Regions from separate parts of the Mus musculus genome. Here regions 2 and 3 are each linked to region 1. Evidence: chromatin loops called from intact Hi-C (ENCODE). Cell type or tissue: heart. All regions are shown on one strand. Each heading gives the region's core, and the rest is flanking DNA. Links, peaks and the distances in the headings are about the cores only.

The links. Peaks named below come from ENCODE experiments on the same cell type or tissue, not always from the same donor. Only the 100,000 strongest peaks of a DNase experiment are listed, where the experiment ranks them.
Region 2: it touches region 1 in a loop (4-fold over the local background); 41 of 42 quality-filtered maps call a loop at or near these places.
Region 3: a loop joins it to region 1, with 6 times the contacts of the local background. A loop is called at or near these places in 19 of 42 quality-filtered maps.

Annotation. Positions count from the first base shown.
Region 1 is chr5:135,626,582-135,634,745 of GRCm38, forward strand. It overlaps Rhbdd2 (rhomboid domain containing 2), which reads left to right and starts at 6,073. Exons shown (of 4, transcript NM_146002.2): 1 at 6,073-6,337. The coding sequence starts at 6,160. In heart, for the core only: CTCF peaks have their summits at 4,241 (motif pointing left), 4,445 and 6,098; a DNase peak (open chromatin) is centred at 6,060; H3K4me3 peaks cover 658 bases; H3K27ac peaks cover 367 bases.
Region 2 is chr5:135,760,068-135,766,027 of GRCm38, forward strand. It overlaps Styxl1 (serine/threonine/tyrosine interacting-like 1), which reads right to left. Exons shown (of 9, transcript NM_029659.4): 4 at 5,584-5,749. Among named protein-coding and RNA genes, the nearest start is that of Gm30205, 9.8 kb to the right of the region's middle. In heart, for the core only: a CTCF peak has its summit at 3,671 (motif pointing left); a DNase peak (open chromatin) is centred at 3,654; H3K27me3 peaks cover 946 bases.
Region 3 is chr5:135,775,026-135,780,985 of GRCm38, forward strand. It overlaps Styxl1 (serine/threonine/tyrosine interacting-like 1), which reads right to left and starts at 3,360. Exons shown (of 9, transcript NM_029659.4): 1 at 3,226-3,360. It overlaps Mdh2 (malate dehydrogenase 2, NAD (mitochondrial)), which reads left to right and starts at 3,624. Exons shown (of 9, transcript NM_008617.2): 1 at 3,624-3,776. The coding sequence starts at 3,711. It overlaps Gm30205 (a long non-coding RNA gene), which reads left to right. Exons shown (of 5, transcript XR_003955810.1): 3 at 1-43; 4 at 179-245; 5 at 2,897-2,959. In heart, for the core only: no CTCF peak of the experiment used is centred there; DNase peaks (open chromatin) are centred at 3,556 and 4,196; H3K4me3 peaks cover 3,197 bases; H3K27ac peaks cover 2,398 bases.

The sequences.
Region 1 (8,164 bases), core at 2,337-6,336:
AAAGTTCCTGGGCACTGCGGGCTTTTGCAGATTGTGGATTCCAGGTTTTGCTGAGTTAAAGAGATAAACAGCCCTTCGTATAGAAAAATAAAGAACAATCTTAGATGGCCTTAAATGCTCTTGAGACTGCCCTGATGTTATCCCCAACTTTGGGACTCCTAGATGTGACTGAGAACAAAGGTATTGCCAAAGAAGTTCTTACTCAGAGATTGGGACCCTGAAAAAGACCTGTGGCATACTTGTAAGAAATTAGACCTGGTGGCTGTAAGATGGCCTGCTTGTCTGCACATAGTGGCTTCTGGTCAAGGACGCAGATAAATTGACTCAGAGACAAAACTTGGCACATGTCCTAGAAAGTGTGGTTCAGCCCCCATGACCGATGGCTGACTAACGCTCTTAAAAGCATTATCCAACTGTTCCCCTGACCGATGGACACATTGTCAGAGCTTTGACTGAACGAGTGACCTTCGCTCCCCCTGCTATCCTCGATCTCACTACTGCCTGAGACTTCACCTACTCATCATTGTGCTGACATTCTGGCAGAAGGAACTCATACTCGAAATGATCTGAAGGATCAGATCAGCCTTGGCCTGAGAGTTTGAGCTGGTACACGGATGGCAGTAGCCTCGAGGTTAAGGGTAAGCGGAAGGCGGGGACAGCAGTGCAGTGGTGGACAGAAAGCCAGTGATCTAGGCCAGCAGCCTCCCTAAAGGGACTTCAGCCCAGAAAGCTAAACTTGTGGCTTTAATACAAGCTCTATATATACAGACAAAGAGAGCTGTTGACATCTGCAGAGAAAGACCTAAGATGCTGTGGCTAAAAGAAATCAGATGGCAAATCTAACCGCCCAGGCATCCTAAAGAGCAATGATCCTGACAGTCTGAAGACTATCAAGTTATAGACAAATTAAGACTGGTAAAAGAAACCCTGTATAAAATAGTAAAAACTGAAGAAAGAAAACTAGTCCTCTCATGAGAAGACATCTACTGAAAAATAGACTTTACTGAAAAAATATGTGTATGAATACCTTCTGGTTTTTGTGAACGTTCTCAAGATAGATAAAAGCTTTTCCTTATAAAACTGAGACTACTCAGATAGTCATCAAGAAGATTATTAAAAATTTTCCAAGGTTCGGAGTGCCAAAAGCAATAGTGTCAGATAATGGTCCTGCCTTTGTTGCCCAGGTAAGTCAGGGTGTGGCCAAGTATTTAGAGGTCAAATGAAAATTCCATTGTGTGTACAGACCTCAGAGCTCAGGAAAGATAAAAAAGAATAAATAAAACTCTAAACAGACCTTGACAAAATTAATCCTAGAGACTGGCACAGACTTACTTGGTGCCCCTTCCCCTTGCCCTATTTAAAACTGAGAATACTCCCTCTTGATTCAGTTTTGTTTTACTCTTTTTGAGATCCTTTATGGGGCTCCTGTGCCCATCACTGTCTTAAATGATGTGTTTATAATAATGATCTATATGTTAAGTTAAAAGGCTTGCAGGTGGTGCAGAAAGAAGTCTGGTCACAACTGGCTACAGTGAACGAGCCAGGTACCCCAAGGACAACTCACCAGTTCCAGCCAGAGATCTGATCTACGTACACCTGCGTCATGCTGAGACCCGCAAGCCTCACTAAAAGGGTCCCTGCCTAGTTCTGTTTACTAATCTGCCTTATTCTGTTTCTGTTCCCATGTTAAAGATAGAGTAAATGCAGTATTCTCCACATAGAGATATAGACTTCTGAAATTCTAAGATTAGAATTACTTACAAGAAGAAGTGGGGAATGAAGAATAGAAAATTACTGGCCTCTTGTGAAAACATGAATTTTTTACCTCGGAGCCCACCCCCTCCCATCTAGAGATTGTTCCCAGAACACTCCTAAACTTTTCACCCCAAAACTCCTCACCCTAAAGTTCAAACCCTCCCAACTAAAAACTGTTCCAAGAACATTTTTGAGATAAAGGCCTCCTGGAACAACCTCAAAATGAACCAGGTACTCCTTAGTTACGTAGGTTCCTTGATAGGACATGACTCCTTAGTTACGTAGAATCCTTTGGCAGAACCCCTTGTCCCTTGGCAGAACTCCCTAGTGATGTAAACTTGTACTTTCCCTGCCCAGTTCTCCCCCTTTGAGTTTTACTATATAAGCCTGTGAAAAATTTTGGCTGGTCGTCGATTCTCCTCTACACCACTAGGTGCCGCTAGGTGTATGAGTTTCGACCCCAGAGCTCTGTGCTTTCATGTTGCTGCTTTATTTCGACCCCAGAGCTCTGGTCTGTGTGCTTTCATGTCGCTGCTTTATTAAATCTTGCCTTCTACATTTTATGTATGGTCTCAGTGTCTTCTTGGGTACGCGGCTGTCCCGGGATTTGAGTGTCTGAGTGAGGGTCTCACCTCGAGGCTCTTTCATGGGCAGCACCATTCCATGGACCGGGAGTCCCAGATGAAGAGAAAGCAGACAGCGGCCAGACAGCAAGCTGAACCCAGCTTCCGTCGCTGCTCTCTGACTGTGGATGGAACGTGACAACTGCCTCACTTTCTTGCAGACATGCCTTCTCTGAAGTTAGGCCACGGATCTCAGAGGCTGAGTCAAGCCCAACTTCCCTGCATCTCTCTCTCTCTCTCTCTCTCTCTCTCTGTCTCTGTCTCTGGAACAGAGGTGAGAGGCAGGCTGTGCTCTGAAGAGATGGCTCTCAATTTATGATACCTGGCTCCTCCCCACTCTCATTCACCCACAGTATGTTGACCTAAATTACTTCCTGTCACCCCTAAACAGTTATAGGTAAAGACCTTTCCCGTGTCTAGGGAATTAGTCCAAAGAGACTCCCACAGTGGGTTGCTGGGAAATCGCTCCGAAGGCTACTACTCTCTGAGAGACTCCTCTGGCCTCTCCCCTCCAATCCAACCTTCATGCTTTCTCCTTTCCTCATGCCCCACCCTCTGTATCTATCTGTCTCTTTTTGTATGTATATCTCTGTCTCTCTCTCTTTCTCTTTCTCTCTCCTAGTGAAGCTATTCTCTCCCTCTAAGGCTCCCCCTCCCACCTCTAAGACTCAATCACCCCTCTGCATCCTTCTCATGCTAATTGCCCCTATTGAAAGGAATTGTGTCTGTGTCCCTTCCACAGCTTTTCTTCAATTCCACTTCACCCCTTCCCTGTGGGCTATGACCTCACTCCGTGAGAGGAAACAAACCCCTTCCTTCCTTCCTTCCTTCCTTCCTTCCTTCCTTCCTTCCTTCCTCCCTCCCTCCCTTCCTTCCTTCCTTAAGGTGTTACTGTCATAGCATCAAGAAAAGTAAGGAACAGCCTGGTGGTGGTGGTGGTGGTGGCACACACCTTTAATCCCAGCACTCGGAAGGCAGAAGCAGGCAGATCTCTGTAAGTTTGAGACCAGCCTAGTCTAGATAATTCCAGGACGGCAAAGTCTGTAAAGAGAAACCCTGTTTGGAAGAACCAAACAAATAGACGGAATAAAATGAAAGTAAGGAATATAGCTCCCACAAGCTTTGCAGTAGGTGACACCTGCCTTGTGGGGGTCCTTAGATTAGGGACCAGAAGGCCTGGGGTCAGCAGATGTCTCATTGAAGCCAAATAGAGTGAGATAGCTGGCCTATCTCTCTTCACACTGCCTCTGCCTCTTTTACTGTCTCAACCTTAGCATGGGGTTCTACTGGCCTCTGTGTGGAAGCAAGCTGTTTTGTTGAATAATGCAAGGATAACATGAATAGACTTCCCTTCAAGGCTTTCTTCCTGGCACCGTGACTGTAAATAGCAGACCGTGAACATGCATCAGAAGAGTAAGCAGAGAACACAGGATTAACACTGGGGGGGGGGGGGGGGGCTCCTCCAGGGTATAAAGGCGCTTGCTGCCAAGCTTGCTGATCTAAGTTTGATCCCGAAGACCTACAAGGGATGAAACGTGATGAAACCATTTCTAGATTTAGCTCAAGAATAAACTCTTAGAAACAAGAGCTGTGGTTTGTGCTGAGAGATATTTCTATCCAGACCTCCTCTTTTAGGATATTCTGTCATGTGTGTCTTTGTATCTATGTGGGCACTTTCCTGGAGGTCAGAGGACAGATTACAGAAGTCGGCTCTCTAGCTCTCTCCATCCATCACGTGGATCCATGGGGTCAAACTCAGGTCCCAAGCTGTGTATCTCCCTGTATTCCTCCCCACTGTTTAAAATTCTCTCATTATTTCTATCAGGTGTCTATAACCCCTGCTGCCCCCTAGTGGTAGGTGTTATGCAAGCAAAGCTATTAGTTTTTTTCTTGGGATGGTGGATTCAATGGGCTTATCAAATGGATGGTTTCTTGATTACATCTGATTATTTTTCAAAAGTATATGTATATACCGTATATATGTATATAATGCATACATAAATATTGGGGAGGAGGAATGGGGCTGTAGTTCAGTGATAGACCTCTTAACCTTTCATGCACTAGGCTGTAGGCTGCCCAGTACTGCCAAAACTGAACATATTGAAAAAGGAATATCTTGATGTCGCCCCCTGGGACCCAGCAAACTGGGATTCAATTTCCTGACTCTTCTCACCCGCGACTTGGTCGGGAAGCTACCTCACCTGCTAAAGCACTTGTAGCTCACAAAGGATACTCTAGCTGTTCACCAGAAATAGCTTTGCTCTGCAGGAAGCGCTTTTCAAACTGCAAAAGGCTAAAGCAAAGTTTAGCAAAAGCGTCATGGCGTACGCTCATAGCGCATGTATAGTAGCTCTAGTGTCCCTTCAATTGTCTCCTTCCCCGCCTCCTCTTACTTTATCTCCAGTCCAGCTCCAGAAAGTGCTGGCTCTGTCTTCTTGGCCAATTCAGGCAGGAAGAACCAAGTTTTAATTCTTTCTTTGCTATTGAACTGTATCCCTCAGGGATCCCCATAGACTCAGTTTCCTCTTTGGCAGGACAGAGACAAACACAAGTCTGTGGGAGAATAGGGCTCCGTGGTCCTCACGACGTCATACCATTACAGTGAGAAGGACCCGGCTGAAAGCATAGTTCAGTTGGTAGCATGCTGGAGTCCCTGGGTTCGAGCCTCATTACTGCATAAACTGAGGGAGGTGGTGCACATCTAAAATCCCTGCTTTCTGGAGATGGAGACCCAGAGTTCAGAGTCAAATTTGTGTAAAAGCCAAAAGCAAGAGGAAGAAATGTTTTTCAAGACCCCTCTCCCTCAATGAGGATCTACTAGTAGTTAATGGCTGTTGGGAGGAGAGACATTTGCTCCTGAAAGCGACTTTAATGAAACTCACTGGGTCGCAAAAATTTAAAAAGAAAGAAAGAAAGAAAGAAAGAAAGAAAGAAAGAAAGAAAGAAAGAAAGGAAGGAAGAAAGAAGGAAAGAAGAGAAAAGAAAAGAAACATGGAAGCAAAAGAGAAACTAAGATGGGAAGGCAAGAGGGGGTAATGGAGCCCCGATAAAATATGATCAAAGTACATTATACACATGTAAGAAAATGCCATAATGAAACCATTACTTGGTATAATAAATATAGGTTGATTAAAATTTTTAAAGGGAGCCTTTGAGATGGCTGAGAGTAAAGGTGTTTGTGTGTGCACCTCCACACCTTCTCTCACTGAGCCAAACGCAAATAAAATCTAAAAAAAAAAAGAAAAGAAAAAAAGAAAAATAAAAAGGGCTAAAGAGATGACTCAGTGGGTAAAGGCACTGCTGCCAAGCCTGATTACCCAAGTTCTATTCCCAGGACCCAGAGGTGGAAGGAGATGATAAACTCAACCTTAAGTTTTCATCTACCCTCCACGCGCGTTGCACGCACATGCCCCTCTCTCACACTCAAACAGATGTAATCAAATGTTTTTTTGGTTTTGCTTGTTTGTTTGTTTGTTTGTTTGTTTGTTTTTAATTAAAAATCAAGAAGAAGGAAGCTGAGGTCTAGGCAAGAATACTCCTGAGGCGGCAGCCCGCACAACACCCGTAGGTAAGCTGGAACTACAACTCCCGGCCTCCTTTGGGCGGGTAAGAGCGGAGGACTCCACGGGATTGGGCCTTCCCCCACCCCCACCCCCCCATGGGGCGGTGCTTGAGGAGAGGCCAGTCTTCCGCTGTTGCCAGGGGAGACCGCCGCAAGGAGGCGGAAATTGAGGAGGGAGGCGGGGAGTACCGAGGCCGCACGCTGGAAGGGCTCGCGGCCATGGCGGCCCCGGGCCCCGCGAGTCGCTTCTGGTGCTCGTGTCCCGAGGTGCCCTCCGCCACATTCTTCACCGCCCTGCTCTCGCTGCTGGTGTCGGGCCCCCGCCTGTTCCTGCTGCAGCCGCCTCTGGCGCCCTCGGGGCTGTCTCTGCGCTCCGAGGCCCTGCGCAACTGGCAAGGTGAGAAGAGGCGGGGCGGGGATGGCGCGCTTCCTCAGCCCGCAGACTCCCCGGTCCCTGATCTCCAGCCTCACTGCCAGCCAACCCCAGACCTCCGTGCCCACCACCATTCTCCCCACTTGGAGCTCCAGCATGTCTTGTCCAAAGCCGGATCATTTCCGCCAACTCCTTCTCTACCCACAATCGCCCCCTTCCATGTTACCCCAGATCCATTCATTCTTTGATCTCGAGGGTGAACACACTTCCTAAGCCATTCACGTTTTATAAACACAAACCCCATCTGCTGACGGCCCGAGCCCCACAGGAACAAACCAAACGTTTCTCACCTTTATCGTGACAATTGTCTACTGTCAACCCAATGGATGGCTTTTCCTCTTGACTCTAGAATTTTCTGCTGCGTCTTTACCTTAATCCTGACTCCTAATCCCAGCTCACAGAAGGAGCTGGTAAAGTGTTTGTTTTCTCAGAGGAGAGAAATTTCTCAAACTAATTAAGTCTGGTAATCATCCCTTTGTAAAAGACAGGATTCTTAGTCTTTGTTTCTTCCTCATTCTTTCCTGGGAAATCCCTGTTGCTTCTAACGTTAACAGAGGCCTGCGCGTTCATTTCATGTAATCCTCGCTGTGATTTCATGACAGGCCATATTAAATTGCCTGTTTACCAGAAATTGAGGTTGAATACAGAGATTCGCAGAGCTAACACATCATAATATTGAGATAGGAGCCCCGCACTTTGTTTTTAGTATGGTGATTTAAAACTAGGGCTTTGGGTATATAATCTCCACATCTTTAGATAGAGGTATACATATGTGACACATTATTTATATGCTTGTGTGCACTCTTGTGAAAGTCAGAGGACAACCTGACCGGAGTCTTTCTCTTCTTCCCCCATGTGGGTCCTGGGAATCAAACTCGGGTCTTTGGGATTGGCAGGACCTACCTCAGCCTGTTGAGCCATCTCGTCAGCTACCTAAATCTTAGAGAGTTGTATGTAGAATTTTTTCATATTTACCAGTAAAATTTCAATTTGGGACATATCCAGCAAATAACCAAACTTCTGGAGATATTCTGATAGGATGTAATGGTTTCCTGCTTAAAGCTGAAATTTTCTTTTCCCCCTTTTTTGGATACATGTAGCACTTACAGTCAGCTAAATGCCAGTGTAGACAGGCACGCACTCTTTTTCTTTCTGGGTTTTTGTTTTTTGTTTTTGTTGTTTTGTTTGTTTTTGTTGGTTTTGTTTTTTTGTTTTCGTTTTGTTTACTTTGAAACAAAGGGGCTTGCTATTTATTTACACCAGTATGGCCAGGCTTCATTATGTAGTCCAGGGTAGCCTCAGAGCCATGATCCTCCTGCCTCACCCTTCTGAGTACTAGAACACAGACATACATCACCCATCACCATGCTCACTTAACCATATTTGTCTGAGCATGGGCTCCATGAACAGGCAGAGAAACAGTACCTTTAATGCCAGCACTAGGCAGGCGGAGGCAGGCGGGTCTCTGAGAGTGAGCCCAGCTTGGTCTCCATAGGGAGTTCCAGGACAACCAGGGCTATATAATAAGACTCTGTCTCAAAAAAAAAAAAAAAAGAAAGAAAGAAAGAAAGAAAAGAAATTAGAGCCCTGTAAGTACCTTGCTACCAATCGTGAGAACTGGGGACCTACGTGGTAGAACTTCTGAAGGTTTTTCTCTGATCATGTACTCCCATATACCCACAAATAAAGACATATAAAAATGTAAAGTATGTATGTTAGCCATTACTTGTATTGGGGGGAAGAGTATAAACCAAATATGGCAGACACTTGTAGTCCCAGCACTCAAAAGGC
Region 2 (5,960 bases), core at 1,961-5,960, 130 kb after region 1:
TGTCTGTTTGGTTTTGGTTTTTTTGAGACAGAGTTTCTCTCAGTAGCCCTGGCTGTCCTGGAATTTCCTCTGTAGACCAGGCTGGCCTTGATATCAAAAGTTTGCCTATGTCTGCCTTCCAAGTGCTCAGATTAAATGTGTGTGCCACTAATGTCTGGCTTTGGGTTAGTTTTTAATTTTTGAAATATTTCATTATTAATTGTGTCTGTGTGTGTGTGTGTGTATACAGGCATACACATGTGCCATGGTGTATGAGTAGAGATTACAGGCCAACTCATTTTCAGCTCATTCTCTCCTGTCCCCTTTCGGGTTCCAGGGATGGTGTGGGTCTGTTCCTAGGTGCTTTCTACCATCTTACTGACTCTGATTTTGTTTTGTGTTCTGAGTCAGAGTCTCACTCTGTAGCAGGGTCCTGCCCGGGACTTATGTAGGCAAGACTGCCCTTGAAATTGTAGTAATCCTGCAGGCTCAGTCTCCAATACTGGAGCACAGTCGGGGGCCTCCGTGCCAGGTCCTTTCCCACTGTGTTCCGTGGTATACAAAGGCCCAGTGCCCCACTCTTGTCAACACTCGCTATGTAACACTTGTCATGTTTTAAATTGTGCCCACCCTGGTGGGTCTCAAGTGACACCTCCTTAGAATTTAGTTTTATTTCTGAGACGAGAGCTACGAAGCCCAGTCTGGCCTAGAGTTCACTATTCTCCTGGTTTGCCTTCCAGGATTGTGCCTGGATGCGTGTGTGTGTGTGTGTGTGTGTGTGTGTGTGTGTGTGTGTGTGCGTGTGTGTGTGTGTGTGTGTGTGTGTGTGTGTGCTGCAGGAGCCTGTTTTCTTCTTCCATCACGTGGGTCCCAGAGATCATCTCACTGGACCTCTTTTTATGGTTTGTTATAAATTTAAACTCAACCCTTTCATAATTATGCTATATAATATGAATAATATTCATTACCCACTTGTCTAAACCAAAATCACCTAGGACACTGGGGGACACATCTCTGAGTGCAAATGTGAGAATGTTTCCAGGGAGAATTAACTGAGGAGGGAAAAAAAATCTATCCTCAATGTGGGGCACCGTTCCATGGCCTGGGGCTGGGACAGAATAAAAAGAGGAAATGGAGGGCCAGTGACTGCAGACCAAACCCTCTGAAACCGTGAGCCAAAGTCACTCTGCTCTCAGAAGCTGCCGGTCAGGTCTTCTGTCACAGAGGCATGGAAGTAACTAATACAGACCTCATGCCGCTTCAATAGAAAATCTCTATAACCCTGCATCCACTAAGACACCCTGACCAGGAACATTGGTTGCAGACCCTCCAGAGTCTGCCAGCAGGAGAAGGGCTCTGGAGTTTCTGGGGCTGGGGAGACGCTCAGACAGCAGAGAGTCAGGGAAGCCCGAGGACCTGAGTTCTGTTCCCGAACCCACATAAGAACACTGGGCTTTGTGGTGTACGCTGTATCTCATCAATGAAGACAGACAGATCCCTGGGGCTCCACAGCAGGCTAGCCCAGCTGAACTGGGGAACTATACATAAGGAGAGAGTCTCAAAAAGATAAGGTAGGGCTAGGAAGTCAGTTCACCTGTCACCAAGTCAGATGACCAGGCCTTCATCTCAGGACCTCTGTACAAACTCTGGAACACACCCACCCTCGAGAAACCAAAACCGTTTAGAAGGAGACCAGCACCTGAGGATCAACATCTAAGGCTCTCCCATGTGTGTACCCACTCATGTGCACCCACACATACACACAAAGTAAAATCACCTAGGGAAAAAAATTAATTAGTTTGATTAAATAAACGAACTTTTTCTCCTGAAGACAAGGACACTTCCAGAAGGAACTTCTCAGGACATAACTGGCAGGGAGCTATCCAGAGGATGAACCTGTGTCTGTAAACCATGATGGGAGAAAACTTGCAGGCATAAGGTGGAATTCATCCCCCTTCCCCATCAGAGTCCAGACAGTAGGTTATGGGGCACCAGCCGTGTCTCTCTTGAGCAAGAGACTATTGGGCCAGAGGCCACGGGGGAGTCGGAATGGCAGTCCCAGGCCACACCTTTAGCCTAGATATCTGCCTCTCCACTGCTAGAGACTTACAGTCAACAGCTGTAGGGTGGCATTAGAGACAGTTAGGGACTCCCACAGAGCCTGGTCACCCTGTCAAGCAGCTTCAGGAGCTACCACACTTACTGTGTCAGAAAAGGCTGTTTGTCAAAACCAGTAGCTGGGCATGTTGGTGAACATCTGCAATGCCAACACTCATGAGACTGAGGCAGGGGGGTGACAGAGTTGGGTTTCCCCGTCCTCAGCCTTACCAATGGTGGGCCTGCAGATGTGTCCTACCACACCTGGCTGAAAGTCAGCATTTTATCACACCTGGCTTCTCAACAGCATCTGCTTTGGTTTGGTTTGGTTTGATTTTTTGAAAGAAGAGTCCCACTACATAGCCCTGGCTGGCCTACATACTACTCCCTACGTAGATCAGGCTATCCTTGAACTCATAGAGATCTGTCTAATTATGTTTCTTCAGTGCTGGGATTAGAGGTGTATGCCATCAGGCACAATCTCCACCCCACCCCCAAAAATCACCATTTTACTTGAGGAAAGTCGCCTCCAGTGGAAGTGTTACATTTGGCTGTCATCGCTTTCTGAGTGGGATACTCCACAGCACAATGCCACCTCTTATAGAGCAAAAGTGGTTTTCTAAATCATATTTACTTACTTACTGACTGACTGACTTGTGTATGGGGACATGCATCTGCCATAGCATATATATGGAAGTCAGAGGACAACTAGTGGGTCTCAGGGATGAGACTCAGGTTGTCAGGCTTGGGAGCAGGCACCTTTATTGCTGAGCCATCTAAGTGGGCCCTGGTCTTAGAGCGCTAGGGTCCAGTTGGTAGTCCTGTGAACAGGCTGGGCAGGCAGTACACACCAGCAGTTCCAGCACTGGGCAGGTAGAGGCAAGAGGCTCAGAAATACAAGCTACAGTGATGCTGAGGCCAGCCTGGGCTACATGAGACCCTGTCTCAAAGAAGACGGTTCCAGAGAGATGGCTCAGAGCGTAAAGACACTTGCTGCCAAACCTGATCACCTGAGTTTGATCCCTAGGACCTACATGGCAGAATCCACATGTATTGTGGCATGTACATTACCATACATACATACATACAACATAATTTTTAAAAGTTGTAATTGTGTGTGTGTGTCTGGGCTGGGGGATGTGCACATGTGCCCTCACCCCAGAGGGGTCTGATGCCTTGCAGCTGTATTAAGGAGAGCTGTGAGGCAGGCACACTACATAAATGCTGGGACTCCAACTAAGGTCCACTGAAGACCAAAGCCATCTCTCCAGTCCAAAATATACAAACATGTGAACAAACAAAAAGGGCTAAGGATGTAGCTCAGTTGGTAGAGAGCCGGCCCAGCGTGGCTTTGGGTGCATGACATGGTAGCGTGCGCTTGTGATACCAGCACTCACAAGGTGGAGAGAGGGCTGAAGTCCAAGGTCATCCTCAGCGATGCAGTGAGTTTGAGGCTAGCGGGCTTCATGAGACTCTGATTTAGAACTAGCAAATACAAACTGTAGCCCAAAGGAAAAGAAATTTCCAAGCCAAAGACCACTTGGAAGGCTAGACGGCGGGTGTTGTTAAAGGTGGGGCGTTAGCGCCACCCAGTGGCACAAAGTGTCAATGTTCACCCTCATCCTGTCAGCATGGGTCATCATCCCCAAACTATGGGCTGAAAGACAATAAGCCAGCTTCAAAACGTTCATTGAATGTCTTGTAACTGGCTACATATGTTTTTAGGGAATCTTCTGGTTTTTACTTCTTTATTCATTTATGTGTGTGCATGCATGTGTATGTGTTTTACCACACACATGTGGGTATCAAAGGACAACTCAGAGGAGTAAATTCTCTCCTTCCACCATGTGGGTCGTGGGGATGAAACTCAGGTTGTTAAACTTGGTGGCAAGTGCATTTGCCTGCTGAGCCATCCTACTGCCCCTGCCCCCACCCCCTTGACCTTGGGCCTTGTGCATGTGTGCATGAGAGGCAAGTGTTCTATCACTGAGCTATAGCCCTGGACAAAGTTTATTTATTTGCTTACTGAGATAAAGTTTCACTGTGTGTCCCTGACTGTCTTGGAACTTGCTCTGTAGACCAGGCTGACCTCAAACTCACAGAGATACCCCTGCCTTTGCTTCCTGAGTGTTGAGGTTAATGGTGTGCTATCTATCTATCTATCTATCTATCTATCTATCTATCTATCTATCTACCTACCTACCTACCTACCTACCTATCTACCTACCTACCTATTTTTATGACTATTTATTTATTTTTTGAGACAGGGTTTCACAGACCTTGAACTTGCTGTGCATAGCTGGTAGCAGCTTTGAGCACCTGCTCCTTCTGCCTCCACATTCCAAGTGTGTCCCATCACACCCTGTTTAGGTGGTATTGGAGTGGACCGAGGGCTTCTTTTTTGTTTGTTTGTTTTGTTTTGTTTTGTTTTGTTTTGTTTTGTTTTGTTTTGTTTTGTTTTTCGAGACAGGGTTTCTCTGTATAGCCCTGGCTGTCCTGGAACTCACTCTGTAGACCAGGCTGGCCTTGAACTCAGAAATCCACCTGCCTCTGCCTCCCGAGTGCTGGGATTAAAGGCGTGTGCCACCACGCCCGGCTTGGACCTAGGGCTTCTTGCATGCCAGGGGAATACTCCACCGACTAAGCTACAGTCCCAGCCCAGGGTTTTGTTTGTTTTCATTTGAAACATGGTCTCACTCTGCAGCTATCCTCAAACTCAGGGTAATCCTCCCAGCAGACACTGTGATTACAATTTCTAGAGAGAAACATTTGGGTTTCCTGGAGGAGTGGCCTCTGAATTCTGAACCCATTTTGTTATTTAGGGCCACTGAGTTTGGGATCACATGTTGTGTGCAGCCATAGAGTGTTCACTGCTAGGCATGTGAGTGATTTCACCTTCTCCTCCCCCTATCTTTCATACGTGTGTGTGTGTGTGTGTGTGTGTGTGTGCATGTTTCTGCATGTGTAGATGTGCACGTGTTGCAAGAGATGGCTTAGTTAGTAAGCTGAGGACCTGAGTTCCACCCCCAGAGTCTGTGTAAAAGCCAGGCACAGTGGCACACTTTTGCAATGCTGGCACCAGGAAGGCAGGGACAGGTGGCTTCCTGGGACTCACTGGCCTGTCAGTCTAGCCTTCTTGACAATCTCCAAGCCAGTAGAGACAGTCCTAAAAAACAAGGCCCTTGAGGACTGACACCCGAGGCTGACCTCTGGTCTCCACAGGCCTGAGCACACACACAGACACACATACAAAGAAGCAAGCTAGAGAAATCACCCTGCTCTCCTTTGTTTCCTCAGGTGATGTGATCACAGCCACACAAAAACAAGAAATACGTACTGTCCACTATTATTTGTGTGGTTGTAAAAACCTACTGGGAAGGCTCAGTTGGCAGAGTGCACTCAGGAAGCAGAGGGAGGTTTTCCAGACAGCTGGGGCTAAGGGTGTGCACCCTCACAACTCAGCTTGAGAGACCCTTTTTCAAACACCACCAAAAGGACAAAAATTACCAGTGTCCTCCTCCTTGTCCTCTCTTTCTACCTCCTCCTCCTCTTCCTCCTCCTCCAGCTGCCGCCGTATGCACAGCTCCAGGGAACTGGTGTTGCTGTCGTACACGATGCAGTATCTCACACACTCCAGGTCTACGGACTCCGGGATGAGGTACTGATGATCTCGCTGAGGAAACCACAAACACGGGCTGCTGCGGAGCTCACCTGGCTACTGTCCCTGCACAACACCCAGATGAGCCTGAGGTTGGTTGGGGGTCCTGTCCTCCTTCCCCTCATGACTCATGAGCTGGGAACCCCATTAATGGATGGGAGTGGCTCTAGAATCCTGGAGGGTCCCCCCTATGTACCACGAAGAAGGACAAAAGCAGGTCACTAAG
Region 3 (5,960 bases), core at 1,961-5,960, 150 kb after region 1:
ATGTCCCCATCACATGACCTGCCCCCTCTCAACAACTCAACAAGTAAGCTCAGTTCAGCCTCAAATGTAGCTCTTTTCCAAGTCAGTCTTTCGTCCACACAACCCAACTTCCCCTTTGACCTAGATACACTTTCCCCAGCCCGACTCTCCACAGTCATTCATTTGTTTGTTGAGACAGGCTCTCACTATGCATCTCTGGTTGGCTTGGAACACCTGCCTCTGGCTCCCTAGCACTGGCATCAAAGGTATGTACCACCATGCCTGACTCATTAAGAAACAATTTAGTTTTGTTATTATTTATGTGTATATGATTATGTGCAATGTGAATACAAGAGCTGATAGAGGTCAGGAAAGGGTATTGGACCCCCAGAACTAGAGCTATTAGGCAGGTGATTGGCTCAAGAGGGTGCTGAGAACTGCTTAGGTCCTCTGCAAGAGCAGTACAAACTCTTAACCACTGTGCCACCCACATCCTTTTTTATTTTCATTAGTTTTGAGACAGGGTCTCATGTAGCCCAGGCTAACCTCAAACTCTCTCTAGAGTCAAGGACGACCTTAAATTCCTGGTCCTCCTGTCCTGCATGTACCTTCTAAGTGCTGGGAATGAAGGTTGGCACCACATGAGGTGCTAAGGAGCCAACCCTGGACTTCACGCATACTAGGCAAGTGCGCTACCAATCACTGTCCATCCCCAGCCCCTCCACATCCCTGTCATTTGTACCTCAGACCTGGTTAACCACCAACTCTCTCTTACCCTCTCTGCCCTTGAGACCAGCCATACTGGTCCCACTCTGCCTTCTAGCTACCCCTTCCTTCACATTCCAACCATCTCATTGTGTAGTTTCCCCACATCTCCCAGCCACTCCATCATTCCCTGTGTCCTCAGGCCCTGGGATCCTTTGTGTTTAAATCAAGTCCTGTTTCCTCCTAACATGCTTGTGATGATCTCAAAAGCTTTGTTAGACACACCCCAAAGAAGCAGCTCCAAGGTTCCTGGCTAGTTTTCAGGGGCCCTGAGCACCTGATGGTTCCAACCTCCTCTAATCTCAGTCAACTCTACCAGAATTCACCAGGGCCCACTCTCAGAATGGTCTCAAGTTGGACGAACAGAATGAGACAAGCTCAGTGGGTACAGTGCTTGCCTACCGTTTGCAAGGGCCTGGATTGCATCGTCAACACTGCATAAACTGGGTACATTGATGCAAGCAACACTCTGGAATTAAGAGGCAGGAAGATCAGGAGTTCAAGGCCATCCTTGGCTACCCAGAAAGTATGAGGGCAGCCTGGGGTACATTATACCCTGCCTTAAAAGTAATAATAGCATACATAAAATGTGGTGCATCCTTTAATCCCAGCACTTGGGAGATAGAGGCAGGGGGATCTCTGAGTTCATCAGTCCAATCTACAGAGTTCCAGGAGAGCCAGGGCTACACAGAGAAACCTCGTCTCAGAAAACCAAAATTAATTAATTAATGATTAATAAATACATACTCCCTGACCCCTAGATGACGTCAGAAAGTTAAACAATTACCAGAGCATATTCTTCAGAGATAAGATCAAGGGCAGTGCTTATCCATATATCCCCACCCCAATAGAAAGCATCTCCTGGAACACAAGGCTACGTCTTCCTGTCTCCTCCTTTCCCTTGCCTCTCCATACTTGGCACTATTGAAGAATCAGCAGCATGGGCCCTGGAGATTGCACTCAGGCTTGGCAGCCCGCTTCTCTGCCCACTGAACCATTACCAGCTCAGACAAGAGGCACTTCCCTCCTCCAGGGCTCCCACTAAGACCCACCCAGTCTTCTGGCAGGTCTGTTTAAGTGGCTCATCCTCTGGAAGGTTCTTTTAACATGACCTCCGTTCCAAGCCCATTTCCCCAGGTTCGCATATCACTTCTCCAAATGTTGCTCAGATGCCCACTAGATTCTGCTCCCCAAAGGCCAGGCAAGAACCGGGGGAGGCATATCCGATTCCAGACGGGGCTGGTAGTACACTTTATCCATCCAGCAAAGAGGTAGAGGCCAGGGAAGAGAGTCGGCCAGCCATCGCCAGCTCTCGTGTGTGGCTATGCTCTTTGGTTCTCGTTTGTTACCACCAGCAGCCTTGCTTTCTCTGTCACTGTCCCCAACCAGACTGAGTCACTGAACTTGCTACCATCCTGCTTCAGCCTCCAGGTCCCTGGGAATACAGGCCTGCTCAAGGACAGCTAGGACACTGAACTTATACTTTATTGCTGGAGAACTTCACATTCATGCCAAGTGTTTTTGAACAAATCCAACCAGTTCCCTCCCTTCCAGTTCCTTCTCTAACCCCCTCCCCAACTTTTTGTTTGCATGGTTGTTATTTTGTTTTTTGGTTTTTTTTTTAACAGAGTTTCATGTTGGCCTCAAACTCACATCAATCCTTCTGCTGCAGCCTCCGGAATATTTTTTATGTGTGTAGCATGCGTTCGAATGTATGTAGGTGCATATATGTGCACGTCTGTATGTGTATGGGTCCTTACTTTTACATTTTTATCATTTTAAATGTTTATTTCTGTGTCTCCGTGGGTACCTGCACACGAATGCCTGCGGCAATGGCTATGCCTGAAGCTAGAGTTTCAGGGGGTTGTGGGCCACCTGCTAGCGTCTCAGGATCGAAGCTCTGCAAGAGCAGCAAGTGCTCTTAACCAGAGTCATCCCTCCAGCTCTGATCCTGAACTTTAGAATAGTTATTATTTTTTTAATCGTGTGTTGTGCGGATTTTAGTAAGAAAGGAAGGAAAAGAAGGGGGGAGCAGGAAAAGCAAGAAGAAGAGTTGCAGAACCGTGCTCCCTGCACTGCTGGAGAGTTTGAGGGGTAGAGACAAGCCCAAAGCCTGAGGCACGGTCACCAAACGTTTCTTCCTCCGTCCCAGACCTAGGATCGCGGTCCTGCACATCGCCTGGTGCCATGACAACGCGAGTACTCGCTCCTCCGAGCGGGTTGTGTGAGAAGCCTGGAACCTCAACAAGGCTCTGTGTAACTTGTCGGAAGGGCGGCTCTGGAGGAAACAGGTGGGGAGATGCTGCCCACCCCGCCCCGGGACGCCCCGGGACCCCAGCCGGCCTCTTCCAGGGGGCAGGAAAGTTGGGCCTGGCTGAGGTCAGGAGCTCCGGGGCCGCCTGACCTGCTGCGCGACTTCTGTCAGGCTCCCCGGCAGGACGTCCGACCGGAGCCCCACCTGGGATAACGGGTACTTCTAACCTAGAGCCTGTCCTCCGGGCGAGCGCTCCAAGAGTCCTTCTAGTACCGGGTTGCTAGGGGCGGTCCCAAGATTCCGCCTAATCCTGGTGACCGTCTGTCCTAGCGCTAGGTCCCGGAAGTGGGCAAAGCTAACGGTGGGGAGGGGCGGGGCAAGGGGCGGGGTAGGAGGCGGGGGAAGGAACGGCCTGATAAAGTGAAGCCGGGCCTCTCTCGCGAGATCTCGGAAGTGGCCGGAGCCCAGAGATGACTTCTTTGGAGCCGGAGAGAATCGTGACGTCAGGCCTCGCTCGCCGGGTCTAGGGCGTGCTAGACAAGGAACCACACGGCCGAGCCTGTCTCGCGAGATTTGGCTCAAGCTTCTTGCGCTTCTCTCGCGAGATCAGGTGGCTCTGGACCGGGCGGCCACTGCGCAGAGTGGAGGTCGTTGGAGTCACTCGTCTTCTTGTAGCTCCTGCCAGTAGCTCCGTGTCCCGCCCGCCCTAGCCATGCTGTCCGCTCTCGCCCGTCCTGCCGGCGCCGCTCTCCGCCGCAGCTTCAGCACTTCGGCCCAGGTACAAGGGGCTGCCTGCCTAGGAAGGAACTCCGGGGGCGGCACACGCGTCCCCGGAGCTCGGCGTTTCTTAACCATCCAAGGCTCACTCTGGACGTCTGGGCCGCCCGGCTCACATCCCGACCAACATGGAAGGGGGACAGAGTCAGTCCAGGTTTCCTCCATAGTCTGCGCTCCACGTAGGTGCAGAAGCCGAGGCTCGCGGTCCGGATGCGAGTTGCATTATATGCAACTTTGCATTGCTTCGACTTAACTGATTTTCTCCTTGAAGCCTCCATGGATGTGAGGCACCAGGAGAGAAATAACGCGGACGTTAACTTCGTAGTGCCGGGGGCTCCGAGGGTGGAGAACGGATCAGGGTCACAGTAGTTTGGGAGATTCGATTGAAATTAGCACAGTCAGTGGCCTTCCCGCCCAGGGATTGCTTGCTTTATGTCCGTTTATGTGGACCAGGCTGGCCTCGAACTCACGGAGTCCAGTCTCTGCCTCAGTACCGGCATTAAAGATGTGCATCAAGCATCGTTTTTCAGAGTGTGTGTGGTGTCATGTGCACATGATTGTACAGAGGCCAGAGAAGGACATCGGTGTCTTGGCCATCACACACTAGACCAGCGAGCGGTTCTCAACCTTGGGATCGAATGACCCTTTCACAGGGGTCCCGTAGCAAATGTTTACATTACGACTCATAACCGTAACAGAATTTCAGTTACGAAGTAGCAATTTTATTTTTAAAAGTAATTTTATGGTTGAAGGGTTCACCTCAACATGAGGAACTGTATTAAAGGGTTGCAGCATTAGGAAGCTTAAGAACCCCTGTTGTAGACTTTATTTATTTATTTATTTATTTATTTATGAGAGTGAGAAGGCCTTTGATGAACCTGCCAGGCAGGGGAACCGGGCTTTGAACTCAGGTCCTTATGCACTTACCCACTGAACCATCTCCTCCACTGGATCTCTTTTGAATTATTCTTGGAGGATCATCCTTGCTTTGGGTAGACTTGGCCTAGGACAGTTACAGCTAAGCTATTTATAGTCAATCTTCTCCTGGGCCAGGGCCTCTTTAACTAGTGCATGTCGGAATCAGTAAAGGAGACCCAGGATCGTGTCAAGAGGGCAGGGTCAGTATTTTTTACAAATCTCTAGCAAAATTGATACAACCAAGGCTTGAGAAACAATTACCATGCTCCGGAGGAGAACTGATCATTCCAGGGAAGTCTACATTTCTTACCATCTAGGTCAGGTCTTCCTGTTTCCCATTCAGTCCATTCATTGAAAAATAAAGATGCAAGGGGCTGGAGAGGTGCTCACAGTTAAAAGTGCTTGCTGATTTTGCAGAGACTAGAGTTTGGTTCCCAGGACCCAAGGCAGGTGACTCCAACCACCAGAGGGTCTGAAGCCTTCTTCTGCCCTCCGTGGGTACCTGCACATAAACACACACACCAAAAAATAATCCAGCTAACATATTACACCCTGGGTGTGGTGATGCATGCTTGTAACCCCAGCCACTCAGGAGTTCCAGACAGGAAGATTAAAAGTTTGAAACCCGCCCCGGTGACTTAGGAGGACTCTGAAAAGAAACTAGCACTAGGGTATACATAGTTCAGTGGTAAACACATGTGAGGCATGCACAAAGCTCTGGGTGCTCAGATACAAAGATGAATGGGAAGTCTGGGGTGGGTCACAGACGAGTTAACCTGAACAGTAGAGTAGGGTTAGCTCAGCAGAGATGGTGAATAATAGTGTGGTTAAGTGCCGTGTGGGGGTGGGGGGGGGTGTGTGTGGAGGATGGAACTCGGGCCATACTCATGCTAAGCGAATATTGTGCCACTGAGGAAGGAAGTTGAGATCTTTTTAGTTGGGGGAAGGGCCGTGTGGGTCTGTGCGTGTGCACATCACAGCACAGTAGCATGCAGAGGACAACTTGCTGGAGTCTGTTTTTTCATCGTGTGGGAAAGATTCGAGATTGAACTCATGTCCTTGAGCTTTTGAAGCAAGTGATTTTACTTGCCTAGCCATCCCACAATCACAGGACCAGCATCAGGAATGTGACATTTCAGTGACAACCAGAAGAAAGCATAGATTATCTGTAGAAAGAATTGCAGGCAGGTGGATGGAGACTGTCCAGCATATGGGGCAGGGAGATGTGGAATAATAAAAGGAGGAATGGAGAGAACCCAGCAAGCCT